Regions from separate parts of the Mus musculus genome. Here region 1 is linked to region 2. A link is a loop called in an ENCODE intact Hi-C map of the cell type or tissue named here. Cell type or tissue: heart. All regions are shown on one strand. Each heading gives the region's core, and the rest is flanking DNA. Links, peaks and the distances in the headings are about the cores only.

What was found. A loop is a pair of places that touch in the nucleus more often than their neighbours do. Peaks named below come from ENCODE experiments on the same cell type or tissue, not always from the same donor. Only the 100,000 strongest peaks of a DNase experiment are listed, where the experiment ranks them.
Region 1: a loop joins it to region 2, with 6 times the contacts of the local background. A loop is called at or near these places in 6 of 42 quality-filtered maps.

Annotation. Positions count from the first base shown.
Region 1 is chr11:18,865,613-18,882,099 of GRCm38, forward strand. 8430419K02Rik (a long non-coding RNA gene) reads right to left here and starts at 11,998. Exons shown (of 4, transcript XR_003949854.1): 1 at 6,390-11,998; 2 at 2,937-3,037. Meis1 (Meis homeobox 1) reads right to left here. Exons shown (of 12, transcript NM_010789.3): 12 at 14,816-16,310. The coding sequence ends at 16,027. In heart, for the core only: no CTCF peak of the experiment used is centred there; no DNase peak of the experiment used is centred there; H3K4me3 peaks cover 4,999 bases; H3K27ac peaks cover 4,811 bases; H3K27me3 peaks cover 1,087 bases.
Region 2 is chr11:18,000,555-18,017,041 of GRCm38, forward strand. It overlaps Gm31505 (a long non-coding RNA gene), which reads left to right. Exons shown (of 3, transcript XR_381063.2): 2 at 1-151; 3 at 4,426-4,624. Among named protein-coding and RNA genes, the nearest start is that of Gm31505, 9.1 kb to the left of the region's middle. In heart, for the core only: a CTCF peak has its summit at 10,679 (motif pointing right); a DNase peak (open chromatin) is centred at 10,737; H3K4me3 peaks cover 724 bases; H3K27ac peaks cover 876 bases.

The DNA.
Region 1 (16,487 bases), core at 2,775-10,774, 860 kb after region 2:
ACTGAGCTATACGAATAGTGCAAGAGTTGATCCATGCTTCTGGACACCAAACTAGCACTGTCTCCTTAGGGCTACTGAGCAATTGTAGTTTGCTCATGAAAATGACTAGGTGAATGGCCCAACTTGTTTTGTGACTAGGTTAAATCCCAGTATAAATTAACTGAAGTCGGTCAGCAAGTTGACTGCACATTTTTGTAGAAATGCCATTCTTTTGTGAGCAGCATTGCACACTCTCGAGCACACACACACATACACACACACACCGTATATTTCCATGGTGTTACCCCTAAAATCTATGAGACTAAGAAAGTTAATAATGTTAACTGGTGAATATTTTACAAAAGTCACTAAGCTATTTTATGCCCTCAGCTCTTTCAGTTTTCAACTTATGTCCTATATCTGCCTCTTGGTTTTGACTTCCTTGGGTACTTGTAATTATAAACTACTTTCTCTCTCAATTCACTGACACTTCTTCAAATACTCTCCTTGACACACACATGCCTTCTTTAACATTTACAAATAACCACATTCCAAAATTAATAGGGGAGCCTTGCAGTTAGAAACATGAAATCAGAAGGCTGGTGGTGATAGTCACCAGGAAGCCACATTATTTCTGGAACTGTTCCCCTTCAATGCTCTGCCTTGTGCATTCTACTCCATGTTGCAAACACTCCAGAATGCGGCTTGTTTCTCTTTTCCCTCCTACTTCTCCACTGTATCTGCTTACCCTGGTTATGCCTGTCACAGCCTGAGCTTGCCTGCTGGAATCTGCTCCTCTCGCACTCTCTGTCCAGTCCAGGTTTGGTAATGATTTCCTGCTATTGTTCACCTCTGAGTTGACATACTAACATCTGGTTGGCCTCTTTGTATCCAATTCCGTGCATTAAATTCCTGACCTTGAATAAACAGAAGGGTTTCTGCTCAACAGAACTCTAATACAAAACTGACATCTATCTCAGCCCACCACAGAGGCATTCGGTGGCTCCCTTTCTCCTGCTTGTTGAGTTAAAGTCTGTGTGCTCACAGCAAGGATGGCTTATAGGTTGGTGTTGTGGTTTCTTATCAGCTGTACCCTATGAGCAGCTCTCAGGATAGGGACAATGGGCAGGTAATCTCAGAATCTCCAATGTCCTTCTCATTGCTTAGATTATACACTGGATTTTCACGGTTTCAAAACACAAAACTCGTTAATTTTGTTGTTATTGTTGTTGTTTAATGTTTAATGTGGTATGCTAAAAGTTTGAAAGGATTTAGGACAGGACCCCGTGTAGAATAACACAAAATTTAAAAATAAATTAAGCATTAGCATTTCCTTTCTAGCTCCAGAGGGGTAAGAGGTGGTAATAAGTCAGGAGCTAGAAGCACTTTTTCTCTTTATATATGTCATGTTGTTTCTGGTCTCTCTGATCACCACCCGGCAATTGGTAAAAGCACCTTCTATTTCACTATAGCCCAGGAATCAGGCAATAACTGCATCATGACTCTGAGAGAAGGCTTTGAAACATGAAGGCATTTTCATTTGCTTCTGGTAACTAAGCAAGTAAAAAAACTTTTTAATTGTTTTCAAATTCTAAGAGATCCCTAGAATTTTGAGAGCAATTAGCAATCCCTTCTAAGTCCAGGTTCCACTAGGGAAAAAAAAAAAAAAGTCTGACCCTCTCTCTGGACTGGAATGTTGTATAGTTTAAAACAGCTCATCATTTTCTGTAGTGCAAAGTCATTTTCAAAATAAATATATATGAATAAAATTTAACGGTCGGGAAGCAGATCCACTGAAGATATGTTTCAGGTATTCTATTAAGTCAGAATTACTGACCAAAGTGCCTAAAAGCCTAGTCACTAAGCTAGCCATCTGACATTTTAACTAATCCAAAGGTATGGCACACAAATATTTTTCTAAGTGTATTATGCTAGCATGGACATTTTATATTAGCATATTATAAAACTCTTAACCATTATATTACAACATCAAATAATCATTGCACGCTTTAATACAGCACTGCTTTGACCACAAGGAAATCAGAAAACAGACTACTAATTGTCCTCGGAAGATTCTGGCAGGATGTTAAAGAATAATTCCTTTTTCTTAATCATAACAGCATATTCGTCTTACAAATTTGCCTGGAGTTGACTTCCTGGTCTAGTGTGAATCACAGTAGCTGCTGAGTTGGCAAGGTAAGGCTCTTATGTCCTGTGAAATATTGCAGGTGCCAATTGTAACAAAGTCACCATTGTCTTCCTTTAATGAAGCTAGTAGAAATAGCTAAGTGTCCACAAGTGCATCCCAGGGTGCCTTGTGTCCAGAAGGCAATTACTGCAAGGTGGTAGACAATTGAGATCCCATAGCCCATGCTTCGGCACTGCTTTGCAATAATGAACTGTTAGTCTATTAGAATCAAAGGAAATTATCACAGCACACATTGAATCAGACACTCTGACCTGTGAGACATGGAAATGGTCATGATTTATGGAAAGTCCACAAAGCCATCGAGACCCTGCGTCATGCAGAACATTTTACATGTATAATCCACAAAAATCCAGATTGTTAGTTGAGAAGAAATTTACCTGCAAAGCTCTGTTCTTTGTTTGCTTGTTTGTTTCATGTGTTTGTTTTCTTTCTGTGGCTTGTTTTCTTCATTTTTATGTGTTGCTATGCTAAAACAAGTGCAAATCCCTTATGTTTGGTAGAACCCACTCAAGATTTTTGTGATCAGCAGTATGGATGCTGAATCAACACACATTTTAATTTTTCCAACTTTTTAACTACAAATAAGACCTTACGTATACTCTCTTATAGTTTCATATTTACATCTTGCTGTTATTCTTTGAAATCATTTTCTCCCATCATAAATATACTATTATTTTTAATTTTTTTATGTGAATCAGTCCTTTTCTGTGTCATAGAACAGAGCTGGGACAATGTTATAGAAACTTACCTTAAAGTAGTAAATAGTGCCAGCTGTGGGATTGCGCACCTATAATTCCTGCCTTCAGGAAACAGAAGACAGGATTGCCACAAGTTCCAGACCACCCTGGTCTACACAGCAAGGCAAACACACAGAATTAAAGGTAAAATCATAAGTTATTAGATATATTACAAGTACCTGTAAAAGTGCCATACATTTTACTCAACTTTACAAAATATACCATTTCTTTTTAAAGTCCTTATTTTGAAGTGAATATTGTTTCGCTCTTAATTTGTGGAAACCTAATTACTTTAACAATAACAGGCTTGCAGTGATTTTTTTCAAACAGTTTTTAAACATTCTCTTTATCTTAATGTGTGATCAAATAATTCACTTATTTTGTAAAACTCGTTTCTTGTTACCCAGATACCAAAAGCAGACCTATAAAGGATAAAATTCTTTGGAGTTTTATTTTTCTTTTCTAGAATTCTAAAAGTATAGACATATATCTTATGTCTCTGACATTTAGATGAATTAATGTGAATTAAGGTTTAAAATCCAACTTTTGAAAAGCTTAGCTCTCTTTCTGATATTTTAGAGAGACTATTGTATCTTCATTTTCCTCTTACTTCCCCCAATGACTTCCGTGTATGACATAGAAAACCTGTATCACCTTACTTCTTCCAATGTTTTTTAAATGAAAATAGTTTTCATCGTTAATTATTAAAATCTGTGTCTCTGAAGATTTTTCTCAGGCTAGCCTCTGTAGAAAGTTCTGTGAATAGAGCTGTTACATAAATCACCCCCCCCCCAAGTAATAGCTTAATTACTTGTAAACTCTGGAAACCATTAGTTTATCATCCTTTGAAGTGAACAGGCGACTGGCCAGGCTGAGAGCAAAACACTTGTTACTTTTTCATGTAATCAGCTTAATTTCTTTTTTTGTTATTTTTCGTTATTTTGAGAAGGAAACTTGACTGGATATACTTTCATGTTCAAAAGATTAAAAGTTGTGTCATTTTGCTTCATAAATGGCCTCCGCAATCCACTTACAAAATACGCAAAGAAATATTGAAGGCTCTGAAGATAATAATTTATGAGCTTTTGGAAATCAGGGGAACTCAAAGGTAAAGTTGTGTTAGAATGACTGCAATACTGTAAAAGAGAACTGTCCTAGCTTTCTGCCCCTGAACAACATCCCTTACACAGCCTACAAAGTTACAGGAGCAGCCTGCTGCCTGCATCTCTCCCTCTGTCCCCTTTTCCTCCTCCAGCTAAGGGTTGAGGTTGTCTGTGGTGCTGAGCTTGCTTCGGGCGCACCTTCCTTAGGACCTCCAGGGAGTGCCCCCTCCCCCCCTCCCCCCCCCGCCCCCCCACACACACATTTTCTCTGAGGGTTTTTTTTTCCACCCCCAATTCATTGTCAGGTATATTTTCATCCCCACAGGCCAAACATAGATCAAAGTAAGTTCTGAATGTGGGTGGTTATTGCGAGGTTGAAACACTATATGTCTGAATATTACACCCCTCCCCAAATGAGGAAGGAAAAAAGAATAGGAGCGGAGCGGAGGACTGTTAACTGCATCTAAGCAAGATGGTGCTCTTCCTGGTTCCTGACAGGCACCGGTGGGAGCCAAACCACCTGGGAAGGAGCCTGTTTTAAAGGACAACAGATGAAAAAGCACCTCGAGGCAGGAGGTACCTGAGCTCAGCGGCTAAGGCCTTCCCTTAGGAGTATTTGACTGGATTCAGGGAAAAGAATCCAAGGAGGATGAGCAAGTCCCAAAGAGTCAGGAGACTCCCTTAGAGAGATGCAGCTGATGAAGGCCTGCCCCACATTCAGGACTGCAAACTTCCGGACCATTTTGAATATTTCAAAATGACACCAGCATACTCCTGATACCATTTCCTTCCACTGTACATTGTAATTACGAGCCACCTTCTCTTTTGTCAAACTCAATCCCTCTAAGCATCCTGCTTTGGGGACCCACTTTGCATTCTGCAATACCCCCTATTCCTCCCAGACATATATGTCAAGGAATAAGGAGTTGAGACATGACATATTAATGTTTTTATCTGGGGACTCTCTGCTCCCACGGGAAGGGAGGGAAACCAAGAGCAGAGGGCGGCGGAAAGCAAGCGAGAAGGAATCACTCCGAAGCTCCTGCGGAAATTCATATTCCGTGTATGTTCCTCCTTCGTCTAGAATAAATCCTGCAGGCCTCCCCACGCAAAGCCGGCGGCGTTTATTTATTTGCATGTCATGCTTATAATGCAGTAGAAAGCAAGACGGATCTTCTAGGAGGGGAGGCGACGACGCTCACCTTTCAGGCTCTCTCCCCTAAATAAAAAAGAATTGACCGGCGGGGCGCCTAAGAATTTATCTTGAGTTTGCGGTCATTACCTCTATTATATGGCCCCAGCAATAAATAAGTCGGGTAGTTACTACCCAACAATAAAACTGTACTGTGTGGGACACCTTACTATTACTTTCTTAATAATCTGTCGCTTCCTTCCCTTTAAATCTTCCAGTCTTGTCTTTTCACTCTTTTACAAGGATCTATCTTCACCCCTTGAGGGTGAAGCTCTCTCGGATCATTTTTATATTTCGTGAACACAATAATTTTTCCTGTCTAAGACTTGCTGTTTTTCCTATTCCCGGCTGCTTAATCTGCTTCAGCACAAAGAGTCGGCCAGGCCGGATCAAATATCCTTTTCTTTTCCCCTCTCTTATTTTAATTACGTTGTGCGTCCCATTAAGGAGACATCCCCGCCCTCCCCGGGTCGCAGCCACCCATGGGGGCTCTGGGAGGAAGGATGCACTCAAGTTCGGTCGCAGCGAGCAAATACAGTACCAGGCAAAAGGGGAGTTTGCCCAGAGTAATTCTCCCGTATGGGGTGGCTGATCTTGGGGATCCCACTCTTTCCACTTTCTGGCTGGCGCTCCACGCAGGCACAGTGCGCCACGCGTGGACACGAACGCCGGCAGCCTGGGCAGTCCTGGGAAATCGGACCTCGCCACACCGCGCTTCCCCGGCACCCGCGACACCCCTAGTCCTGCACCTAGGCTTGGGCGGGAAGTGGGGTGGGGGGGGGGGAGACACAGGGCATAGGAGGGGCGTTCCCCTCGACTGCTGGCTGCGTTCACACCTGAGCTCCCTGGGAACTCGTGCTGGTTTCTCGGTCGCAGACCTAGCAGCTACTCGCCGCCGCGCGTGAGGCCAAGTCCAGTCCTCGCCCGAGCCCCGAATAGCCCCAGGAGCCCTCCACCCTGGGGGCAAGGAGCTGAGCCACCGACCCGCCGGCGCTTTTTCAAAGCACAATCATACTTGTTCTCCCTGCAGCTCCAAAAGTGACGCGCACCGGGAGGAAAGGACTTCGAGCGTCCCTCGGAGCTGGGGTGTCCTGTGAGGAGGGTGCGGGAGCGGGAGATTAGAGGCAAATGGACAGTTACCGCATGGGGAGGAAAGAAAGGAGACGAACCTGCGTGACTTTCCCTTTTGTCTCAACACTGTAGGTCCCTCGACAGCAGCAGGTTCAAACAGCTAACCCCCCACCTAACAAGGTTCCTATGTGTGAGACTTAGATCACTGATAAAAACAGAACCCATGGAGAGAGAGAGGGAGAGAGAAAGAGAGAGAGAGAGAGAGAGAGAGAGAGAGAGAGAGAGAGAGAGAGAGAGAGAGAGAGAGAGAGAGAGACTGAAAAGATGGTGAACTTCTCACCTTTCTTTAATCCAGGTTCTGTGTGTGTGTGTGTGTGTGTGTGTGTGTGTGTGTGTGTGTGTGTGTGTGTGTGTGTGTGTGTGTGTGTGTGGTGTGATGTGTCCATCCTTGTTAATTGCGTTTTGCTGGGGTGATCTTTTAGAACTCGAAAATCGTCTGGGAAAATATTCACGTTTGGGGTAGAAAACATTTTTTATTTATACCCCTGACATTTAAAAGAGCAGAATTAATTTGTTCTGTCTACATTAGCATTGAGAGAAAGTTTCCGAAATTCAGCCTGGGGAAGGGGGGGCGGGGGAGGGGGGTGGAGAAAAAGAAAGCGCGGAAAGGAAGAAGAAAAGCTAACCTTGTTTTGTGTGTCTCTCTCCCTTATATCAGATCTGTAATCAATCATTGAAATAGGAAGCAGCAAAATTGTAAAGATTCGATAGATTAAAATGCAAATGAAAGGTAGAAAAAGAAACATTAACGCGGCCACCAAAGATTTAATAACCGTAAATCAAGGTTTTTCTGTTGCAGCTGCAGTTTGTGTGTTTATGTTTTAATCATGTTCAGTCCATAAATAAATAATTTCTGAAACGAGACTAATTTTTCATTATTTTAACCGTGAGCTATAACACTAAATATTAAACATAGAAAATGTGCATAATGCCACATGCCCAACCCAGAAAGAGAAACCCTTGAAACAATTGTTTAAAAACCAAGAGGTTTCACTTGTGTGTTTTGAAAATCAAAGTATTTGTGCTAAAAATCCTCTCTCCACAGCCCAAAGTTTATTTTCCTTTAATATTTTATGTTAACAATGCACAATTTATTCTAAAGATATGTGTGGCTTCCGCATCCATTTCAGTGTGAGCATTTTCAAGGCAGGAAAATGCCAGAATATATAAATAACACAGAACCCCATTTCAAAGTACCTGGACAATTTCTGGGTAATATTTTATAAATGTTTCTTCTTGGGAAGAAAAATTTGGTGGACAATACATTAAAACTTTTTTAGCTTAATAATGTTATATTTTTTCCACGAAGGGATATCTTATCTCTCTGTTTTATGATCATTCAGTGTAAGCTTGTATGTCAAGGTGTCAGGTTATTCAAACAAACTTTAAGTATTCTTTTTGTTAACTATGCTGAAAGTTTTCCATTTTGGTTTTTCATTTAGAACATTAACTTCTTAATTTAGAGTTTTACCACTTTAAAAAAAAAAGAAAACATTTATTCTTTCTGTTCTTTTCCTATTTTCTCCCTCCCTCCCTTCCTAGTTATTTATTTATTTATTTTGGTGATCTTATTAACATAAGAGAGGGCACTCCATTTCAGCATAGAAATGCTTAAGAATAAGCTTTTTTCCCCTTAACTCTGTCGTTAAACGATTTAGAGTTGTCTAAGCCTCTCCTCTTCCTACAAATTACAAGAACAACCAAATCTAGAGCTCACACCTCCTTCCTCGAACCTTTAAGTTAAATGTGAGCTGAGTTGATATTCTCCTTTCCACCCCAAACAATCAGGTTTTCACTCTGACAGCCCAATAATGCATTTAGTTTGAAATTACACTTGGATCTTTTCTCCTTTGTATTTTTTTTTATTTACTCCAGTACAACGAGATGACTTGATTTTCATGGGATTACATGTACTCCATTCAGTATTAGTGGGACATTGCTACTCAACTAAATACTGCCTTAATGGACAAATGAACTTTTTTATTTGCTAAAGTTTGTAGGTGGGTTTGGAAACAGAGTATGCCACTGATTTGGTTACTGTTGAGAATCAAACAGACACACACATCATTTATCTAAAGAGGAGAGTTGTAGCTCTGTAAAAGGCAGAAGCAAGCACAGAATCATGGGGAATTATTTCAGTTTATTGCTCTTATTAATTAAACCGGATGTGGTTTTATTCTGCACTTTTTATACCGACCTTGTTCGAAGCTTCTGGCGGCTTCGCTTCCCTTCACTCCCAATTCCTCTCATTCATTAGATCCCTTTTTGATGGGGCCTTTCCTACAGTACAGCTCTTAGGAGTTACAGTGGAAAATCTCACGGGTCTTGGGGAAGATCATGCGTCTCCCGCCCCGGGGAAAAACAAAACAAAATACAGGCGGAGAGGGGGAAAAAAAGGAAGAGATGCTTTTCTCATTCTCTTTCAGCATTCCTTTCGTTGAAATGCAAGACAGGTACTTGATTTAGCATTTAAGCAAAAGGTTACACAAACCGCGTTTTAGAAAGTGTTGGGATGTCCGGCAGGGTCAGCCCCAGATCAGATCATTTTTCGAATGCAGACCTAAAGATAATGAGTACTTGTTGTATTAAAGGGGACAAACAGTACTTTGGCTTCCTCTGACCCCAGAATGCACGGCTTGGTTTCATTGATCATCTTCCTTTATGAGATAATGCAATTACAAACATCAATAAGGGGCTGCAAGGGGAATCATTATGCTGTGACAGTGATAAATGACGGTGCAGAAATAGCATGCTTCCCCCCCTAACAATCCTGGAGCCCAGGGGCTCCGGGGGCTGAACACAGTCGCCAAGGAAACAGATGACATCCCAAAAGGCACCAAAGGAAAAAATAAAATGAACAGTCTTTCTTTGCCTTTCACTCTTTTCCGTCTTCCAAAGAGTTAGTTTTGGCTCTAGCAGCAGCTGCCACACAGACATTTCGTTATTTCAGACATTAAAGACTGAAGCAAGCAGTGGGAGACTCCTCCCCTTAGTCCACCCCCACTAGACGGGCACACAAACCTTGCCATTCGCATTTTAGAACACCTGAAAATGCACGTCTCAAAAATCGGATTTGATTTGCACACGCTGTTTACCACCCACCCACCTCCCTCCCCGCACCCCCCAGAAGAAACTGAGTCTCCAGGGGCACAGTGGCGCCTCACGGATCTGCCAGAAAAGGGACTTTGCTAGTGTCTGGTCTCTGCTCTGAGCCGGGAGGCAGCAGTGGTAGGAGCCGGTTACTTGGGGTCTTTGCTGCCTTCCTAGGTTTTTTAGAGGTGACGTTATCAGTGACCCTCGATCTCCCGAAAGGGAGGAATCCGGCTCTTTGAAAGCCTAGACCATGCTCAACAACGTCTTCAAGGGGGATCTCTATGCGCAGTCACCTACTCAAATCCAGAAAAGTGGGTGAGGTTGGCAGAAGGGTTTTGCAGCGATTTCGGCGCTCGCCGCTCACCCCCACCCCCACCCCCAATGCCTGCGGGGACTGGGAGAGGTTAGAGCCTCGGGTCTTCAGGTGAATTCGGAGAACCTGTCACTTTTAGGGTGGTGGAAGAGAAAAGTGCTGAGGTGTGAGGGAGGCCTAGGCAGAAAAGCAAGAAAGGGAGGAGAGAAGGGGAGCCAGAGAGTTGGCCATCCTGTCTTTCAGTCATGTCTCCAACCCAGAGAAAGCAGACAGTGGGATCCTGAACTCTCCGGTACACTCTGCCTGAAGCTAGGGTGCCAAGCCAGAAAAACGACGCCGGGGAGAGGACCCGTAGGTGTATGAAGCAGGTGACTCTACTCTCTGCTTTCCTAATGGGCTAGGACCTGGGAGTAGTTTTCCTCCCAGAGAATAAAGTCACTGGTCCTAATGAACACAGTGTGGGGTAGAGGTGGTCAGGGCTAGGAATTATACAGTTGATCAAAGGAAGACTGGATTAAAACTAAATCCAGAGTTTCAGAGTCGGAATTCCCTGAGGTGGACTGAGCGCGTGAGCAGCACAGGAGTTACTTCTTCACCAGCTAAACCAAGCCCCTAAAAGTGCCTCCCATCTCCCTATTAAAACCCTAGGGTATCATTTTTAGGGCAAAGACTCTACAACGCAAACGTCTAGCGGATTGCCCAATATATTGTTTGTGTTTTCTTTCAGTTCCGCCTTGGAAGAGAATGTTTTAAACTTTTTGGGGGGGCGGCGGGAGGCTGGTTCGATGTGAAAGAGAACCCTACCCTTCCCATTATTTCTTGGCTTCAGTCTCCCAGGAAGACCCCCAACTCTCCCGCCCAGATCTTTTCCCCCAACCAGAGAGCTCTTAGCCTCTAATGCTGCGTCTACCCTTGATGGTATGGTTTGCCAAAGGGCCAGGGGGTGCTGGGTAGCACAGAAGAGACCAGGAAAAATGATGACTCAAACTGGGCGCCCCACACACAAACCCACACCTCCCTGCTTACGGTCCAAACACCCGTTGAGAACCTATATCACCAATTTCTGCTTTAACTGCCTTCCCAAGGGCCGAGGGCCTGTGGGATCCAAAGTGGGGGAAGTTTCTAGGACTTTTAAGGAAACTTGAAGGAGCTTCTGCCCAACACACTGTGACACTATTCTTCTCCATTCTACCGGAGTGCTATACACTCTGGAAGCTCACCCTCTTGCCCAGCCTGACTGTTCAAGGCAGCCTCCAGGGCCCAAGCTCTCACCGACATGCTCCCATGAGCGCCCTGGGATTCGGAAGCCGGGGCTCCGTCTGGAAAAGTCCTGTGAAAGCATTCTGGCAACTACAAACCACTCTGAGGGGTTCCAATTGACGGAGCCCAGAGTGAGCCGAAGAAGTCTTTGAATATGCTTTTGCGCTAACTCATGGACACCCAGGCTACCGAGACAGTTAATTCTTCTTAACTTTGACTTTCAGATGGCGGAGGTGGGGATGGGGGCAAGCATAGGACTCTTCTGCAGACCCCGAGTACCTCGGAGTAGTGTGGGATCACAACTGAGACCCACCCGCCCACGTACCAGCTCCAGCCCCAGCCCCAGCCCCGATGTCGTGCAGAGGGAAACTAAAGGGAGTCTGAGACGCGGCTGGAGCTGGGTGAGCCGGCCGCGGCGGTCTCATTAGAGACATCTCAAAACTCCTCTCAGCCCACCCCCAACACCCCCCTCCCGCCTACACAGGGGGAGCTGAAAGCATCACTGAAGGCTCGGAATTCCAGCGTAAAAGAGCAGTTTTCCCCTTTCACAACGTTCGGACTTTGTCCCTGGAGTTACTCAGTATGCGCTTCTGCCCGGAATGCGATCCCCATACCCAGATCCATCTTCTCTAGGCCCGCTAGGACCCGGCACCCCAACTGCTGTCCTTGTCGTTTGGTCTCCCCAGGGCTCCACCTAGCACGCCTCTCCCCGCGGTAAAACTCGTGGGCCGGGTTCCCCGAGAGGAGACAGCCTCCAAAGGAACTCCTAATACCATCCATACAGCTTTAATGCGCTTATAATTCGATAAGTGATTTCAATTTGAAATTGTTAGTAACTAATTTTATGGGTAATTTTTCCACATCAAATATTTAAGCATCAGATTAAGGGCGCCAGTTCCGACGCATGATCATAAGGGGGTTTCTTCCCCCCCCCTCCCCCCCGCCCCCTCAAAACACACTGCCGCGCTCCGCCTCCCTCCGGTCTCCTACTGCGTCGTTTTTCCAAATCCCCAAAAGGTGGCAGTAGAAGACGACTTTCCTCTTTTCCTGCGGCTCAAAAGAAAGGACAGGGGTGAGGGGCTGGGGGGGGGGGGGAGCGGCGGGGGGAGGGGTGGGGCGAGAAGAGGGCCAGGAGGGACTGGACGGTGCCAGGACTTTGCAAGCTGAGCCTTTAACACGTTTCCACCACCGCGCTAGCGAGAGCAGTGGCGAATTTCCTGGAGACGTCTCGGGCCACGGCGGCGCGCCCGGCGGCCCTGGGGTCGGGGTGCGGGCGACTCGGCACATTTGCACTCAACCCTCAGCCTCGTACAAAAGCGGGAGACGCAGAGAGGGACCCACCGGCTTCTTTCCATTTCTTTGTAGTTTAATATTGTCAATACTGTACAACCAACCTTGGCTCCTCGAGGCCGGGCTCTTCGAACACATAAGTCGGGGGGGGGGGCTGTTAATGGGGGGGAACTGGGGAGGGTGGAGGGAAACTAGGGGCGCAGCGGATGAATTGCAGACCAGTTGCCAAACTTTTTCCCCCTGCTGCCGCTGCTGCGGCTGCCGTGGCTGCAGCCTTTGCTTTGAATGTGTGTAACTAGGAAACAGCAAGCCGTCTGAGAAGACGGAATTTCCAACGTGTAAAATGTTCTTAACGGAACCATTGAGCGAGTGCAATAAGGCGTGAGGGGGAACTAATCTTCCCATTTAAATGTTTGTGGCAATTTTATCTAAATGAATTTTAATGCTAAACGAGGGTAATTCCCCATTTGTAGCGCGTTTGCTTCTTTCCTGTGCTTCTAAAGCAGTCGAACATCGTGCAATGAACAATAACAATAAAAATACTTCCAAGGCATATTATTCATTTTGAATGTGTTATAATTACATTTGATTAAATATGATCGGGTAACATTTTTAAATTTTTTGTAAAAGAAACTTAGTCATACTAGTCTCATTCAGCCAGCGGACTCCCCCCACCCCCCCACCCCCACCCCCAAAAAAGAAGCCTGTATAATTGTGTGCCCTGTTTAGGGGAGGGCGTTTTGTTTTTGTCCTTTAAGAAACATCAAAACCACTCTCCACACCTCTATTATTTTCCTCCTTCCGATAAGTGTCGTCAATAACCTCAAAGCTGGCTCTGAAATTTACAAGAGGAAAAGCTAAAACAGAATTAAACGGGAGGGTGTCAGGGGCAGGAACAGAGAGACCTGAGGAGCAAGGCTCGCACAATCCTCACTCCGAGGGGGGAAACCATGGCACAAAAGCTTGCTTTATTTTTTTCTAATTCCTAGACATTAATGATCATGATTCTTTTTAATCTCCACATTCCCCAGCCCCCCTTTGCTTGCGCTCACTCTTCCCCTCCACCCCCAGCCTCTCCCCCTGTTCTTTTCACCACCCTCTCCTTTCCCCCTCCTCCCCCCTCCCCGGCTTTCTCCCCACCCCGCCCCCTCCTACCCCAACTAGGCTAGAGCCTCCAGGATAATAAAGGCTGACTCACCGGGCTTGTACTGGGGAGGCAGAAGTAAAAGGACGGTTAGTTTATAAAGTTTATTATTATTTTTAAAAGTAAATAAATGGTTGTTAACTGCAACTAACCACCCATCAAAGAAAATGATTTCACTAATATGGACTCTTATGCAGTCGTAGAATTGTCTCGGGGCCAAAATAGGAAAGTTAAACAGTCCCATCTTTGGGGGGGCGAGCAGGGCGAGGTGGGCAACAGCTCTGAGACCAGGCTGCAACCTCTCTCACGTTCTCTCTCTCTCTCTCTCTCTCTCTCTCTCTCTCTCTCTCTCTCTCTCTCTCTCTCTCTCTCTCTCTCTCTCTCTCTCTCTCTCTCTCTCTCTCTCTCTTCTCCCTCCCTCCCCCACCCCCTCTCTCTTCTGCACACCCACGTGTCAGAAACAAGGCCCCATAAACAAAAGGTGAGAGTGCACACCTCTGCTCCTGCAGGTGAGGCAGTGACTCACCATTACCATTACTGAGTAGAGCCAACCCACAGCTGGTTTCTCTTTCCAAATAGAAAACAGGATTGCTGTGGGCAGTTTATAAGGTGACAAGGGTCTGAATGTCAGGCTAGAGTTTAAGGCTTCTGACTCATCCTTTGTTCCCAAAGCAACCAAAAGGCTGTTTTCTTAAAAAATTAATTTGCCTTCATTAAAATATTTGGATATTTCCCTTAGCTTTATGAAGCACTTTTTAGAGCAGCGATTTTATTTAAGTGAAATTATAAGCTATTGCAGCTTAAACATGTTATTTTGAACCATTTAGCTGGCTGCCATGCAGAAATTCTGTACAGCTGTTCTGGAAAATTGGTTAATAACCAGTTTTATCCAATGAGAACATAGAGCATATTTATAAAAATTAGATTTTGAAGTCTGGTCTCTTCAATTTTATATAGTTAATTTCTTAATAAACATGTACTGCTGGCCCTAGATAACATCCCTGGCAAAAGGCTGACTGTGGGCTTCAGCTCTGTCACAGCAGGATTTTACTGATCATGTAGGCGACTAATACTGAATGAAGTCTGAGGCTACAGCTAGCTTAGTGACTTTAACCCTTAATTTTGTTGGTATTACCAATTCGTTAAGTCATCTTAATCCAGTAGTTATTGTTAAATAATTTACTCAGTGGTTACAATTTTCAAATACATATGGCCCAGGGAGCTAATTGTTTGTTATCATTAAAAATGCTGTACTAATCATTAAAAGTTTGAGGGACACATCTTGTAAGCAGTAAAGTCAGAATGACAAAAAATAACCTTTTCATTCTGGAGTCTGACGTCATGACTGCACTCAATGACTGAAGCTGGACCTGGAGTTTGCATACTTTTAAATGCTAAGATAGGACACAGTGTGCCATGACTGTTATTAATAATTAGCTCCTTGTTTTCTTGATAGAAAAAGGCTATTGACAAGCATTTTTTATCCACAACAAAAAGTATAATTAGCGTACCCCACTCAGTTAACCTTATATGCATGCCACCTTGCACTAATCTGCTACTTTCACAAAAAAAAAAACAAAATAAATGCAATAATACAGTTCATCTTTCCAGTCCTTTTTGCACAAAATTTATTTACAATGTCTACATAAATGCTCCAAGGTGGGACTATGGAAAAATACACACATGACCAATGCTTTGCTGAGAAACAAAGTCAACATATTAAAAAATAAATCTTCAGTCTATGTTTTTTGAGCTGCATAAAACAGGAAGTGATGTATAAGGTGATGGTTGTTGTTGCATGGGGACGATGATGCTTGATGTGACAGTTAGGCTTCTAAACACACACGGCCTTTGGGTTTCCATGCCTCCTCCTACCAGTCTCCTTAAGACACTGCCTGCAACAGCTGATTAATCATTGTTGGTGACTGCAGTTTTTCCCATCCTTCCCGATTTACATCTGTTCAGGCCAATTCAAATATGGTGAGTAAATGAATTAGACATGCAAATTCAAGCCCCAGGCTAGAAAGAGGGAGAGGGAGGAGAAGAGAGAGAGAGAGAGAGAGAGAGAGAGAGAGAGAGAGAGAGAGAGAGAGAGAGAGAGCGCACGCACATGGCTGAAATCCTAGGCAAGAAGAAAGATTCTTCTGCCTGATAGTTATTTTAATGCTCTAAAAATCCTGCAAATCAGACCTTCCTGTCCCTTGCAGGATAACTGTAAGGCTTTTTAATGTAAGGAGGCTTCTGGAGGAAGTGAACAGCTATGGAAACAACACACATAGTGTGGAAAAATTTCACATTTTTTTTAAAAAATCTATAAGAAACAACGTAATATGGATAACAGTATAATAGCATTTACAATATTTCACTCTTTGTTCTTTTAATGTCTTATATAGTTATTTTTGCATGTCCCCCGAGTTGACTTCGGATGGTTCTCCTGCATTTTAAGAGTCCCTATGAAGAACTAGGGATGCTCCTTGGTCCAAAGTAGATGTCAAGAATGGAACTCCATAGTCCTTGCAGGAAAAGACCTGATTCGAGATCAGTCACCATTGTAGACAACGCATATTCCCTTAAGCTACTGAGCGTGAATGTCCATGACTTGTGCACTCATTGTCGGGTCTCCTGTGTTAAGAACCGAGGGGCTTGAGGCTGACATTGGCATTCCAGGGTGGGGCTGTCCTCCATGCATCATCACTGCGGGGTGGTGAGGGTGTCCAGGAATGTACGTATGCATGGGGGGCCCATGACGCAGCTGAGCAGGATGGGGGGGCATCTGGGCTTGGGTATAACTCGGCTGTCCCATACTCACACCCATTGGGCCACCCCGGGCTACATACTCCCCTGGCATACTTTGCAGCCCTGTAGAAATTCAAAAGAAAGAAACAAAAAAAAAAAAACAAAAAATTACAGAAAGGCAACAGTGTGGTTCTGACTATGGCAATCCTATGAAAGCCAGGGAACATTGTGATGAAGGAAGGGACTGGGGCCTTGTGAGACATTATTTTGATTCATGTGGAAGAAGATAAAAGGATAAGG
Region 2 (16,487 bases), core at 5,683-13,682:
GGAGGAAGGGCCCACGATGGTGATGTGCCTGCTTCACAAGCCTGCAAATGAGTAAGGAAACACAAGCCTCTGAGGGCAAGGAAATCGAAAGAGTGTAAAGGGGCACATTTTACAGCTACACCTTCACCCACTTTGACTGTGTCTTGGGAAGGTGAGCCACCATCTAGTTTCGGCATCGTATAAATGATTGTACTTTTGGTCTCCAGAGTGTGTATGTGTGTGCAGTTTTCCATGTAAGAGAGAATGGGTTTTGTATTTAAAACACCCCATGCACGTTTGCTAATAGGAAGGTTGCAGAAGCAAGGCTGTATGTGTTTCATGGATTTAGCACTTGTGACTAATGGCTCTATGTCTGGCCAATGTGAGGACATCACTATTGATTAAACAGTGTCATGAGAGGGACCAGTGCTTATGTGTTGAGTGATTATTGCCAGAGACTTGTGGCGAACAAAGAGCTGAAAGGGGGCCGGTGTGACACTCTCACTGGGAGCTAAGGAGGAACAGTTGTAAGATGCACAGAGACTGTTTCAGGGCACATCCCTGTGTGCTGCCTGCCTACAACTAGAGGCACAAAGGACCACACATCTTGCATCATTATCCTCATCACCATCATCAAACTTCTGGAACTACAATGATCTATTCCAATCTCATGGAAAAGAAACACAACTCTAAAGCCTCTGGTATCATACATAAATTACTAAAAAAAATAAAAATTCCAAGAAATACAATCACCATACACTTTACTGAAGTACTGAAACAGCCTACACCTCTCTGAAGTGCTAGAGCATCCACATACTGAACTTGTTGTTTAGATCTGTTAGGGAGAAATCAGAATTATCCAAAAGTATAATTGGCATTTATCTTCTGGCCTGGAGAATTATTAAAGGAATAGATTTTCCACCAAAAGGACAAGGTCCTAAAAAATAAAAACAAAAAACAAAAACAAAAACAAAACAAAACAAAAAAACCAAACAAACAGAGGCACCAGCAGCCCAGTTCCTACGGAATACATCAGTATTCATGCTGTCTCACACAGATAAGTCAGCTCCATGGAAAGGAAGCATGGAGGATTCTTGGTGTTGGTTTTAGTGACTAGGTCCCAATGTTATCCCTGGGTGCCCTTCAGACTATTTCTTCTAATTCTCTGGGTTTTATTACTAGTATTTTTCTCTCTTTGCTTGCCTGCCTTCATCCTTTATTTTCCTTTTCTCCGTCCAGAGGATAAACAGTCCAGTGTAAAACCCCAAGACCTACCTTGAAGTCTCGGTGCCCTGTGTGACCTTAGGAAGGCCACTTGGCTTTTCTCTGTCTCATTTTCCACATTTATCAAACAGTCACAGCAATAAAGCCTACTCCTTAAAGTTGCTCCAAGAACAAAATATTCCAAGGTATTTGAAGTGCTTAATCACTTCTGACAAACACAATGGCTACCAAGCCTTTTGTATATTTAACTAACCAGTGAATACATTAGTTTGATTCCTGTGGCCCCCAAAATATTTATTACTCCCACTCAAGACTTACAGAATGATGCCAGGCTTATTAGAAAGGAATTTAGGTATTCTATTATTACAGCAGCAATGTGTTCCAGCATGCCTCATATTTCAGATATGTGGTCTTTTCACCAAATTAGCCATTAATTTTTCTGTTATTCCAAACTACTCATTCAGCCAGAATATCCCACCCCATTACTTCTTTGCTGTCACTCAAAATCTGACCGTGCATGTTTGTATGAGTTACCTAGAAAATGTAATACTATTAACATGTAATGAGGATCACCTCACCAAAAGGCTCACGGTCTGGTTCTTCCAGCTGAGATCAAGCCAAAGTCCTTAAAAAGGCTTTTTTTTTTTTTTAAGAGTATTCACAAGTGCTTTCACAAGAGGGAGAAGAGGGAGGCAAAGGGCGATTGCACATAGAAAAGAAGTTAATAAAACCATGATTCCAAGAGTATAGTGATTGGTTATGGCTTTTATCATAAACTAAGGAATAACAACTTTCATAAGTTGAAAATGTCAAGAACAAGTTTTCTTCTGGAACCTCCAGCCGAACATGGTGACAAAATGCCTGTGATAAAGAACTTGAAGGAGAAAACACTTATTTTGGCTCCTGTTTCAGTCCCTCCTCACTTTGCTTCCATTATCTCTGGGCCTTTAAAGTGAGCAGAACTCATAGAAGAAAGTGTGTTCTGGAGAAAAGCTACCATGATATCATCATGGCAGGTGGAGGGACAGGGACACAGACAGACAGACAAGAGGAGAGAAAGAGAGAGACAGAGACAGAGACAGGCGAGTAGCTCAGCTCACTGGGTTCTCAGTAAGAGACTTCTTTCTAGTGTACAGGTGTCTAATTTCTTGTTACATATTCACATGAGGAAAGAGGATACAAATCTCTCTCCTGTGCCTTTTAAGAATAAAGGCACTGTGAGCCAATCATCTGGCGACTTCTAACCCAGGGATTCAGATTTCAATGTATAAATTTTCGGGTGACCTCTTCACACACACCACACAGCACTACATGTTCTGTATGCATCACCTCTAGAAGTATCAAATCTTAGAAGCAGTCAAGCCCAAGCATGGCTTTTGTAGTATTTGTTAACAGCATTGCAGCATGTGGTAGTTCTTCTAGAAGCATGCCTTGGTGCATTTTGAAACTGGATAAATTCTTAGCCTTACAGAATCATCTGGGCTTGTGACTGCCACGGCTCTTTGTCATGACGTGGCCATAGCACAATCTGCACTGTATAAATCGTGTCCTCTCCTGAATTTTCATTAATGTCTACCTTTACTCAGAAGGTGACCCATGTCACTGTTAACTGGCCTTTTGTATTTCCTCCAGAGTCACTGGCAATACGATCACTCTATGACCCACTTCCGGTTTCATTACTTGGCTCAGTTGATCTTTTACGGACCAGCCATTTCCTTAGAGTTCACGTTTAAAAACTTCCTGAACATTCTGACTAATGTTAAAAAAAAAAAAAAACCTACCCCTTCCAATCTTCCACTCTGTACCAAGCAAGAATCCTACTTTAAATCGTAGCAAAGGATTTTCTCTACAAAAGACTCCTAAGTCATCATCCTTCAGCAGCAAACTATTTCTCTCCGTTTCATCTTGAGAACATAAAGCCTTTGACACTCTTTCCAGAGGGTAATTGTCTTTGTCTCTTCTTCCATCTGAATGGGCTTTTGCAATCAGACCACTATAATCTGAGCAACTCAGGTGGACACATGACCTCTATACTGCTTCTATATTACAACTGTGTAGTGGCAAAAGATGCAAGCAAGGGCTTGATTGCTCAGCATTACTAACTGCGCTTCATACTACAGCATGGGCAATTTAAACTTCAGGGGCACTGTTGTACTTTTAAAATAGGTCTAAAAAGTCACCTAGCACAATAGTTGGTTTTTATGCATGTGTGGTTGGTTTTTATTTTTTAATCTTTTCTTGTTGTTGTTCATTTGTTTGTTTGTTTTCATGTTTGATTTGGTTTTTAGAGATGACAAGATCATCACTATGCTGCCCAGGTTGGCCTTGTACTCAAGAGTTTCCCCCTTATTCATGATCCTTCTGCCTTGGATGCTGAGAGCAAGGGTGCTCATATACCACTAGCCTGGCTAAGAAATGAAGCTAAGTAGTTTGTAGATTTCGCTTTCAATTGTGAAACCTTCGCTTGGCCTATTTGGGAATTTTCTTTTCAGTTTCTAATAACCTCCTCCTTCCATAGAGTCGAGAGAGGGCTGAGTGGGGAGGCCGTGGGGAGGAGCACAGCAAGTGATCCTGTTCTCAGGGTGGGTTTTCACTCATGCAGTAAGATACAATGAAGATATTTCAGGAAAGCTTGCACTGGGCCTCCAGAAAGAGAGACAGGAGGATGCTTTGGTGTTAACGTAGCTGCTTGTTGCTATATAGGTGTATCTGAGCACCTTAAACAAAACTGCTGACATACCTTGTGAAAGAAAAGACACTGTGCTTTAAATGGTTAAAGTGTTTGAAATCTTCAGTGTTAACAGAGAGAGAGAGAGAGAGAGAGAGAGAGAGAGAGAGAGAGAGAGAGAGAGAGAGCTGTTCTAAATGATTTTATTCTTATCCGAATAAACTAAAGAAATAATGTCCCTTTACTAATTGCAAATACTCCTGTCCTAAGTATTTACATCGAGGAACTACAAATTGTGTCTACATATGCTGTCACAGAAAGGAACATTTTTTTTTGTTTTGTTTTGTTTTGATTTTTTACATTTTAAAAAATATTTTTGACCCTTAAAATGCCCTAAATGCTTCTCTTTTGAGAATCTTAGCACTGTTTCGGGTACTTTGGGTGTAGTTTTATAGCTTCAGAGACAGCTATCTTATGGGTATCTATGAGCTGATCGGTTACAGAATAATAGATCCCTTGACTCTTCAGCATGTTCTTCACATTCTGTGTTGCAGTTCCTGATTTCTAAAAGATCCAAAGGGCCAGAGGGACACTGTCTTCCATGGGAAAGGAAGCATACAAAAGGAACAGAAACTTCTCTGCAAAGCATCAGTACAAACCCACTGGCCTGGAATGATATTTATCCTCTTAATTATGTTTTGCAAAAGACTGATAATAAAAGCAATTTTCTAAGGAAAGGCTGAAAAAGTGTTTCAGAATAAAAAAAGACTAAAGAAAAATGAAAATGTAATGTGGTTTCTATTCCATGACTTCTTTTAAACAATAAAAGCATTATTAAAACACTTGGTAAAATCTGAATTAAGTCTTAAATTTAGACAAGAGCATTATGTTACACCAATGTTAATTTTTAGAGTTTGATTTGAATACAGATTCTTCAAACCAATTAGGTGACATAGACTTTTCTAGTTAATTTTTTTAAATATTTTTTATTACATATTTTCCTCAATTACATTTCCAATGCTATCCCAAAAGTCCCCCATAACCTCCCCCCAACTTCCCTACCCACCTATTCCCATTTTTTTTGGCCCTGGCGTTCCCCTGTACTGGGGCATATACAGTTTGCAAGTCCTCTCTTTCCAGTGATGGCCGATTAGGCCATCTTTTGATACATATGCAGCTAGAGTCAAGAGCTCCGGGGTACTGGTTAGTTCATAATGTTGTTCCACCTATAGGGTTGCAGTTCCCTTAAGCTCCTTGGGTAATTTCTCAAGCTCCTCCACTGGGGGCCATGTGACCCATCCAATAGCTGACTGTGATCATCCACTTCTGTGTTTGCTAGTCCCCGGCATGGTCTCACAAGAGACAGCTACATCTGGGTCCTTTCGATAAAATCATGCTAGTGTATGCAATGGTGTCAGCGTTTGGAAGCTGATTATGGGGTGGATCCCTGGATATGGCAGTCTCTAGATGGTCCATCCTTTCGTCTCAGCTCCAAACTTTGTCTCTGTAACTCCTTCCATGGGTGCTTTGTTCCCAATTCTAAGGAGGGGCATAGTGTCCACACTTCAGTCTTCATTCTTCTTGAGATTCATGTGTTTAGCAAATTGTATCTTATATCTTGGGTATCCTAGGTTTTAACACATGACAGAAATGTAAATTTCGTGAGTCATTGCCACAGGTTCCTTCATCTTTTGTGATATTTGATGGCAGGTTAGTATGGGAAATGTGTTTATTTTAAAATTTATTTTTAATCATGCTTGTGTGTCCATGTTCATGTATGGATGGATGCCTGTGTGCCATGTGTCTTGTATGTATGCATGCCTGAGGGCAATGCCTGAGGAGATCAGAAGTATCAGTTCGTTTGAAGCTGGAATGCAGGTGTCTGGAACCCAAAACTTTGTTCTCCGCATGGCAATACATGCTCTTAACCTCAGCATTATCTCTGCAGTCTTCAGAATGTGAAGTTTCTGATAAAGACCATGAAGGCATTCCAGTAGTAAAGTTGACATATGACAGATCTTACTTCCTAGGTGAAAATCCTACATCACATTGGTGGGAAGTTCCATAGCAGCCTTATTTATAATAGCCAGAAGCTGGAAAGAACCCAGATGCCCCTCAACAGAGGAATGGATACAGAAAGTGTGGTACATTTACACAATGGAATACTACTCAGCTATTAAAAAAAATGAATTTATGAAATTCCTAGGCAAATGGATGGGCCTGGAGGGTATCATCCTGAGTGAAGTAACCCAATCACAAAGGAACTCGCACAATATGTACTCACTGATAAGTGGATATTAGCCCAGAAACTTAGGATACCCAAGATATAAGATACAATTTGCCAAACGCATGAAATTCAAGAAGAACGAAGACCAAAGTGTGGACACTTTACCATTTCTTAGAAATGGGAACAAAACACCCATGGAAGGAGTTACAGAGACAAAATTTGGAGCTGTGACGAAAGGATGGACCATCTAGTGATTGCCATATGCAGGGATCCATCCCATAATCAGCTTCCAAATGCTGACACCATTGCCTACACTAGCAAGATTTTGCTGAAAGGACCCAGATATAGCTGTCTCTTGTGAGACTATGCCGGGGCCTAGCAAACACAGAAGTGGATGCTCACAGTCAGCTATTGGATGGATCACAGGGCTCCCAATGGAGGAGCTAGAGAAATTACCCAAGGAGCTAAAAGGAACTGCAACCCTATAGGTGGAACAACAATATGAACTAACCAGTACCCAGGAGCTCTTGTCTTTAGCTGCATATGTATCAAAAGATGGCCTAGTCGGCCATCACTGCAAAGAGAGGCCCATTGGACTTGCAAACTTTATATGCCCCAGTACAGGGGAAGGCCAGGGCCAAAAAGGGGAAGTGCGTGGGTAGGGGATTGGGGGGGTGGGTATGGGGGACCTTTGGGATAGCATTGAAAATGTAAACAAGGAAAATACCTAATAAAAAAAAAAAAAGAAAGTTCCATGCACTACCTGCAAGAAAACTCCTGACCACTACCCTGTTACTCTGCCTTGAAAAGCACTATATATTTCAAACTCCCTTTTGCAATAGAGTTTGGGTACACTGCAGTGTTTATTAAAGGGTGGGTGCTGTCCCATTAGCAGGCAGTGAGGCTTATTCAATGGATAGCAGTCAGAAATGTATGACAATTGAATTATACTAGACCAGGATGTCCAGGGCAAATTGCACATACAAAGGTAAGCATTCTTTCATGACAGTTTGTTTCAGTAATGTATGTGTGCATTGGTTTCTTCACTGTGAGTTTTGGACAGTGAATGGACTGGCAAAGGAGGGCTCCAGAGCAGGCTACATTTGGCTTCCAATATCCAACTCATTGAAAACTGCATGCAAAAGAGCTTGCATTAATCCACTCATTCTCAACAAGTCTCTTGAAACAGACAAACAAATAAACCAACAGCAATAAAGACCTTTTTCTCCTGCTCCTGTCCACAGGAAGCCCTACTTTTCTCCTCATGTGTTCAAACTTAGGGAATCACACAGGAAGGTAGTGAAGGTGACTTTATGTACTATGTATGAAGTCCAGTGGTTGGCTAAATTTAGACTGAGGCAAAGCAAGTGCTCTCTAAAGCTACAATAGACGGTGTCTTCTGAGCTACCCAGTCCCAACAAATAACTAGGACCCTATTTTGAAATTTCTTATTCATTCATCCATCCACCCATCCATCCCATCCATTCATTCATTCCTTTTCAGATTCGTTGTTTATTGTTCTGGGACAGTATCTTGCTATGGTGCCCAGCCTGGTCTCAGGTTCACAGTCATCTGGCCTCGGCATAGACCTCTGCCACCCTGCCCAGCTTCCAGCCTGGAGCTTTAGCTTTTAGTCACGTGTTTGAGTAGGAGCACGGATTACTTTTAGTCCTGTTGCTGAGCAGATCTGTGCTATTGTGGTTGGCCAGAGAACAGCTTCCTCTTGGCAGATGAGAAACTACCAGAGCTCAACATGAAGGCTCCATTGATGACACCACACCTTGCCCTCCAGTCCGGTGCGTGTCTTTGATATTCCTTGCTTGGATTCTTTTACTGTGCTGGATGCTCTGCTGGATTCCAGGGAGAAGAAACAAAATAGGAAGAGACTGATTTGCCTCTTCCGGGCCTTTTCTCCTTCCTACTCTTTAATAAACACCCATGGATATACCAGAACTTAAGAAACTGTCACTAAGAGCTGAACAGGTTCCCTTTGCCAGGAGAACAGATGACAGCATCCTTCTGTTACTGAGCCAGTACTGAAATAAAGAGTACACATAGAGGGACTCATGGCTCCTTGGGACATCAATGAGAGGAGAGGCTCTTGGTCCTGTGAAGGATCAATGCCCCAGTGTAGGGGAATGCCAGGACAGGGAAGCAGGAGTAGGTGGGTTAGTGAGCAGGGGGAGGGGGAATTGGATAGTGGGGTTTTCAGAGGGAAATGAGGAAAGAGAATAACATTTGAAATGCAAATAAAGAAAATATCTAATAAAAGAAAAAATATATATATAGAGAGAGAACCAAAAACCAAAAGAAAAAAAAAACCCAAAACACAAAACAAACCAAAAAAAAAAAAAAAACCAAAAAAAAAACCAAAAAAACAAAGAGAAAGCTGGGAAGTACATTAGCATTTCAGGCTGCCATTACCACAGGGCTTCCCTGAACTCAGGCACCTACAGAAAGGCAGCCAGAGGGCAAAGGTCAGGGCCAAGAGGTAGGGAAGAAAATGTTTTCGTTTTTTCTTTAACTACAAGATGGGATGGATGATGGACACATTGGGTTGGGGGAGTTGGAGTCGCTGCCTTCATTTCTAGGTGCCTAAGTTTACCTCTTTCTATCACTCTAAGATAGAATATTACAATATTTAATTTACAATATTGAGTTTACAATTTACGATACTTGCGTATTACATATTTGAAACACATTGACTTAGGAGTACTCATTAGCTTCAGCTGACTAATTCAGATAACTTAAATTTAGGACAAGGTCCGTCATTTAGTCTTTATTTGTTCTTTTTATGTCTTTGGCTATTTTGCCTGCATGTGTCTGTGTATCACTAGCATTGCTGGTACCCATGGAGGCCAGAAGAGGACCCTGCATTTCTTGGAACTAGAGCTATTGGATGGTTGTGAGCTACCATGTGGGTGCTGGGGATCGAACCCAGGTCCTCTGCAGGTCAGCAAGTGTTCTTTACCATTAAGCCATCACTTCACCTCTTACCCTGAAAGCACAGAGGTCAGCTTGTTTGCTGATTTGTTCCTAGTTGCAAATGTGACACGAAGAATTCGATGGAGGACTTTTCCCCTCCTTTTCTCGAATTTTCTTCTTCTGTAATTTCAAAAACATGTCAAGTAAATCATTTGTCTAATATCCTAAATTACGGCAAAATGGCTAAAGATAGGAACATTTTGGACTTGTAAAATTTTTACGTTAAAGTGAAGGTATGAAAACCTGTCAAAGTAATTTTGTTCTATCTAGTCAGTAGAAAGTGTTTGGAAACTTGGACTGCATTTTCTTTACCCTCTTCCAGGTTTCTCTGCATAGATTCTTGGTTTTTCATCAAGAGAAGCTTTAGTCATGTTAATTCACCTCTGTACAACCTGTTTTCTGTCTGATTTTTTTTTTTTTAATGCCCCAGTCACTGGCTCCAGAGCAGCAGTAGGCATCGGTCTCTTTGATTCTCTGTGGTATTTTCCCCAGGATTTCTTCCCACATTGCTGTACAGTAAGATTTCTATTTTATTGAAGAATTACCTACTTTTAGCAACAAAGAAATGATTATCATTACTCTGTAAAAGCAGTAGTGCTAAGAATATTTCTAAGCAAAACGCTATAGAAAAAGCAAACAGTATAAAGTAGCTCTTTCTATTCTCTGACAGACCATGAGTTCAAAAAAAAAAATCTTGTTCTTCCCCAAGTTATATTTTAAAGGGGTTAAGCAATCATTCAGATAATCGGACTTCATTGCTTTGAAATTTTATCAAAGTGTCCTCAATCCTTGAGCTGATATCCAGGTCCATTTTGCCAATCGGATAAAGCCTCTTAGATCTTTTTCCTAGAGGCATGAGTGGTTAACTTGATCTTATTGTGCTTCGAAAGAGTCTGTGCTACGCATCATTTTTCATAAGTGCGATTTGTTGTGTTAGGAAAACTCCAGAGAGACTCCTTGTTAGAATGGATTTTGGCTGCCAAGGGCACATTGCTACTAGAACCTCCTTTGTTTTATAGTGAATGAGTTTTAGAAATGTTCTCTGCTTAACCATAAGAGAAACAGAGCAAGGTGAGGGGGAAATTAGCATATGGGGAAATAAAGACTTTATTTCTCAGATTTGGGATGATTTTAAAAGCAGAAGATCAGGGAAGCTAGGCTTGGTGGTGCATACCTTTAATCCTAGCACGCTAAGGTAGAGGCAGAAGCAGGGGGATCTCTGAGAGTTCTCATCTATTTAAGAAATTCCAGGTCAACCAGAGCTAGGAAGTGAAGCCCTGTCTTTAAATAAACAAGGGTGGGCGGGGGGGGGGGAACTGAAAAAAAAAAAGATAAGAGGAAACTATTAACAAAGACCAGCCCTAAGAAAATTCCTTATTTGGAAGCATTGCTTTCATTAAGACTCTTATTCTTCCCCCTCCCCCTTACGTCTCCTTCTCTCCTCCTCCTCCTTACTGCCCCTCCCTCTCGACCCATCCTTAGAAGGTAAAAGGTTTGAAGACAGCTGCCTCCTTTTATTTTACCTTTGTAAAGGCCAGCGATCCCAAGCGCCCACTTGTATCCAGACCAAGACTCACAGCCTTTGCCTGGAAAGAGCACTAGGTGGTGCCCATTTACTTTGCAGTGGAAAGGGGATTCCCCAGGGGAGCAACTCTGGGGAAACTCATCCGGCCCCAGCCTCCTCAGTCAGTGAGAAGTCCTCCTCTAAGAGGTGGTCAGGAGAATGAATGGTGTCCTGTTTTTTTCTCACTTCCTTAAAGCATACCGGACTTGCCCTTTTAGGACACAGCTTTCGTTTAGAGAGAGTGTGTGTTTGCAAATGTGGGGGTGGGAGTAGAGGGGCCTCAAACATCCCCTTTGGAATGAGAAGAGGAATAAAGGCTGCGCCCTCCATCTGTGTGCATAAACAGCACAGCCCGAGTCTCTTGCCAAGACTGCGGTCCTGCCAGATCATCTGGGCATCACGGTGCACATGCTCGCCTTATTTTTCTGCTTTGCCTATAATAAAGCCGTAAAAAATCGAAGAAAGGTGACTCTTAAATTCTACTTTGCATCTTCACAACAATAATTCTTTGTCAAATTAAATCCTGTTAATTTGAAGATTCTGCATCCCAGTGTTAATTTCCACGCCTACTCCTTGATGGGGTGGCTTTCTACTGCTGGGCTTATTCCTTAAAAAATAAAATCTTCTTAGGCTTGCTGAACAGCTTGTTGCTTTGTTTTCAAGGAGAGTAGGTAACTGGCTAAAATGATGTGTTCTCTGTTTTCCTGTTTTCCCCACTCAAGGGGCTGTCAGATCTGTTTTAAAATGTAGAAACACTTGGAAGTTTTCTTTTTTCTTTGTAAAGATCTGTAGCAACTGGCATAATCATGTTAATTGTCACAAAAATGGGAATAAGAGACAATTCATGTAGAAATATATAAAATATTCATCTTTCTGTGACTCTAGTCCCAAAGTTGAGCTGAGTGGAGCTAAGCCCTCCATGTGTTTTTGTTTTGCTTTAAAGAAGGCAAGACAAATGGTTGTCTCAACATCTGACTAGACTCTTCTAGCAAAACCTGGATTCTGTCACGATGAGGGGAGAATAAGACGTAGTTTCAAGAAGTTAAACTAAGGGCAAAGTTTTCTGAAGCCATGAGAACCACTTCTGAGCTCTTGCTGCCGGGTCATATGTCATGGTATGTGGCAGCTGACTGCTCATTAATTCTATTTATATCAGTGTGAGAACCCACCCCACTGAGTACGCATGTGTTAAAATATTCATAAATTATGTTTATTTAGAACAAATATACAATAAATGCCAAAATAAGAGCATTATTTAACCACCAAACTAGCCGACTACTAAATAAGCAAGGCTTTTCACTGCCAATATGGTACAGTGCACTTTGTTAGACTGTCCTATCCAGTATTTCCTTGAGAATGCTCACCTTTTGTTTTCTCAATTCCACAAAGGAAATAGGTTTCACTGAAAGGAATAGAGTTGGGAAACAAAGGATGCTCTGCTACTGAAGAGCAATAATAAATTTGACTAGAGCAAATGAGAAATGCACTTTAGCAATCTAAAATCCAAGAAAGTGTTCACTAATTCATGCACACTTGGACTGAATCGGGCAGTGTTTCCTGAAAACAAATCAAGTTAAGCAGACCAGATGAACTCTTGATAAAGTTGGCTGAAAAAAAAAATAGAAATTTTAATTATATATATTTTTCTCAAAATAAAGAATGGCTAAAAACAAATTTACATCACTGTGAACTGAATTAAAAAATCAGAACCACGACTGCAGCCTGAATTTTCAAAGTTAGTGCTCTGTAGTGAGACACCCCCGAACAATGCTCACTTAAAAGATGCTGTGAGGCTGACATGGTAGAGGTGTTTTTTCTCTCGGCAAGCTTCCTGAGCAGATAGCCAGCACAGTTGAAAAATGTGAATTCCTTGTTCAAATTCCAAAGCTGTGCTAGATAAAAATACATCGTCTAATTTATCCACTTCATCATATTCTACATCAGCACCATGAAATCATCTGGGACTATTAGCTAATAGAAGCACCATTCAGATTTAACTGAAAGCACGGCCCTCTTAATAGGCAAGCTCTGTTTCCACTTATTTGACTATTTGTAATATTCTCTGAAAGTGTTATAAATGTAAACACTCTCATCAAAAGTACCATTTTTCTAGATTGAAATGTCATTGATACCTAAGGCAGAGTGAGACAGTCTGGACTAACTTCATCATCTCTGCATGTTTACCTTGAAGAAAAGCACACTCAGGCACACCAGAGCAAAAATGAAAATTTTTTTAGTGATGACAATAGAAGTGCACATGAATTGGGTACGTGTTCACTTTAATCAACAGCGAGGGTTTCACAGTGTTTTATTTTCCATTTATTTTTGGAACAGAATTATGTTCACTTATTAAAGAAGTGTGCATCTGAGGGAGATCTTTTCTAAGGCAATGATTTAAAACGTGGAACAATGTATGCCTACCAAAATATTGTCTTGATGACATTTGTAACACCAAAACTAGAAGGTTTTTAATCATCCTGTTAATTTTAATTTAATTTTAATTAACAGGAGCATGGTTAGAAAAGGAAGATAGTGGGCTTGGCCCAGTGGGCAAACTCCTTGGTCTGAAGCATGGGGGCACAAGTTCAGATCTCTAATTCTCACGACTGTAGAGTGGTGTGTGCCTGTAATCCTAGTGCTTAAGGGTTGAGAAAGAGAAAAATCCAGAAGACCCTGCCTAACAAAACTCAGTAGAAAAGACTTCCCACTGGCAACCTCATGGTATCCACATATACCACACGGCATGCACACATGCCTATAGCAAACTCAAGCATCCACGTGCACACACGCACACAATTTAAAAAAAAATAACATTCATTTGATGGAAAATTATGCTGTCAATAAAAATGATGGGTTTATATCAAAAATGTGGGAAATAAATGGCAAGATATGAAGTGGGAGAAAAATCAGAATAGAAGATTAAGTTGTAAGATGATTACAATAAGCTTGTGATGTGCAAATAATAAAAAAAACTTAAAGAGCGCATACAAGTCTGCTTGTCATCATATTAAGGACCAAAATTGATTTTTTACCCATTTTCAAGCTTCTATTATCATACCAAAGTACTTAAAATGCATTTTAAAATGATTAAATCGTTAAGAAAATCAAGAGTTAACTTATATTTTTATCTTAAACATCAGTTATTACAGACTTTTGAGGTAAGTTAGACAATTTCCAAATTCCCACTTCAAAAAAAAAAAAGTTAAACTCTAAAGACGTTATCCGTGTCAAACCTAATACAAATACATTCTATTTAAAAACGACTTAAGTAAACACATTTCTGTACATGATATCAAACTCAATCCCAAAGCATTTTCACCTAGCCATTGTCAACCCCCCCTCCCCCCAGCAGCCTTTTCTACAGAGGAAACAAAGGGCGCATATCAAAACCACCACAAACTCCTTTCATTTCGCTGAGAAGTTTGAGACACACTTTCATGTGAATTTTGGCCTCTGTACAGCACCACTGTGCATCGTTTTCATCTGAGACTTGAACATATTGGGGAAACTAGAATCCTCCTTTCTTTTATCCTGTCATTTCCCAACCCTCCCCCACCACTGCCAGTGATGGGCATATGGCAGGCGCCCTCCACGGAATCTCAAACAACAGGAGGGACCTGATTTCAATTCCTACATCCTGTCATCAGTGACTCGTGGGATATTTTGTTCTTGCAAGGCTAAGGATGTGATTCGAATTTGCCATACGGACAGAGCTTAGCGGGGTGCCACTTTTACCACTGGAACCCTCCTCCATCAGTTAATTAAACATGATACAAACCACCACGTGCATTTGTAAAGTAAGATTAATACGGTTAAGTCAGAGCAAATGAGGAATCCCCCATATTGGAAGATCACACTTCCCGAAACTCAATACTTTTAAGTAGCCTTCGTCAGTTTAATCCCTCAGACTGCTTTGTGCAACTTGAAACCCGGAGCTGTCATCTTTAGCCAAAAATACAGCATAACTTCCTTAGCTTTTACCCTATTGTTGAAATCAGCATTCACAAACCTTTCAGCGGCCTACAGTGCAGCTCCTGACCGCCTGCAACACCGGAAACACATTTAATAAATATTTCATTTTGTTTTAACATGAAGACTTCCCCATCTTTTTTTCCCCCTCCTTTCCTGGGGAGCTCCAGGCTACCCCCAAGCTGTGCACTCCATCACCGTGGTCAGTTAGGTTTATAGCCTTAATAAAAGGATTTTCCCCTCCACGTGCTAGGGAGCCTTGTTAAAGCAGGGCAATTACAGAGACACAAGATAGGTGCTCTGCAAAGATCAAAGCTCACCTAAAGAAAGCTCTGTAGGAATTCAGAGCTTTCTTTGAAAAGTGCTCAGTTTACAAAGTAGAGAGGCATTAAACCCCAGGAATTACAAAGAAAAAAAAAAGCCCAGTTTTGAATAATGTTAAAGTCTGACAGTAGTTAATATGTGATCTCCTTTAGCCACTCTGTGAGTATTCTTCCTAATATCTATTCACAGCATAGCAATAATAGCTCCAAAGGAACCATTATACTCCAAAGACATACACACGGATGGATCCTTAATATCAAATGCATTACCTCCTCAGTAGGTACATTTTAATCTCCATATCCTAGCTCAGGGGAAGGGTAAGAAAATAGCCTGTACATTTCTGCAGAAGAAAACCAATGCAGTCAACCCAGGTCTGGAGGTTGGTGTCAGACAGTGGGATTCGCCAGCTTTATATTCCACACTGAAGGAGTGTGGACGGTCTGCCTTGAGCTGGACTATGTCTAATTGGCACCTACCACTTCACCAAGAAAACTTACCTAACTATTCCTGGGAGTTGGAGCAGCCAAGCTTAAGCAATGTAACATTTCTTCTACCTCAGGAGACTACATCATTCTTCCTGAACACACACACACACACACACACACACACACACACACACACACAGACACACACACAGACACACACACACACAGCATGCACACGCATAAATGACTACATGTATTAGTTGTCAGTTTTGCTTCAGAATAACATTGATGAACCTTGGAGTTGTTCACTGTTTGCCCCACCGTAAGGTTGTAGGAATATTCAGTGGGAAGAGTGATATGTTTTCTTTTTCCCAGTGTTTTCCATTTCTCTATTCCCCATCCTCCTATCACTATCATCATCATGACCACTGATATTGTTGCATCTTGTTGTGTAGCTCAGGCTGGCTTTGAACTCATAATTCTTCTGTCTCAGCTACTTGAATATTAGGTCTAACCAGCTACACCTGGGTAAGATTCCTTTTTGGATTCCTGTTTCCTCAAGCCTGATCATTTCTCTGATCTCAGACAATGCTGAAAACATCAGTATAATTGGGGTGAGCCTGGTATCGACATCTGTGCTTCATCCAAGGAAAGTGGGTTAGTAGGCAGCTATCCACATATGGTTCCCCTTGACCCCAGCATTCAGGGAACTAAGGCCACCTTGGATTGCCATAGTTTAAGGGCAGCATGAGCTACACAAAGTGAGCACCTGCTTCCAAAAGCAAAACAGCAAACAAACAAACAACAAAGGCAACTTCTGTCAGGTCATTTTAAAGGTCTACTTAGGAGAAAACATCTGGGGTTTGTAGTGTCCAGGAATATTAACCTGGAAAAATGCAGAGGTGGATACAGCACTCTCATTCTGCCCTATATATCCATTTTAATAACACACAGCAACAGTAATAAAAAATAAGAGCTGATATTTATGGGCTCTTGTTTTGTGCCAGGCTGTTTATGTAGCAGGTCACATGGAGTATAACATTTAATGAAGCAGGTTCCACTACTATAGTTATTCTCTAGAGGAGGAGACTGGCACAGAGGGTCAATGAAGGTTGCCAAAGT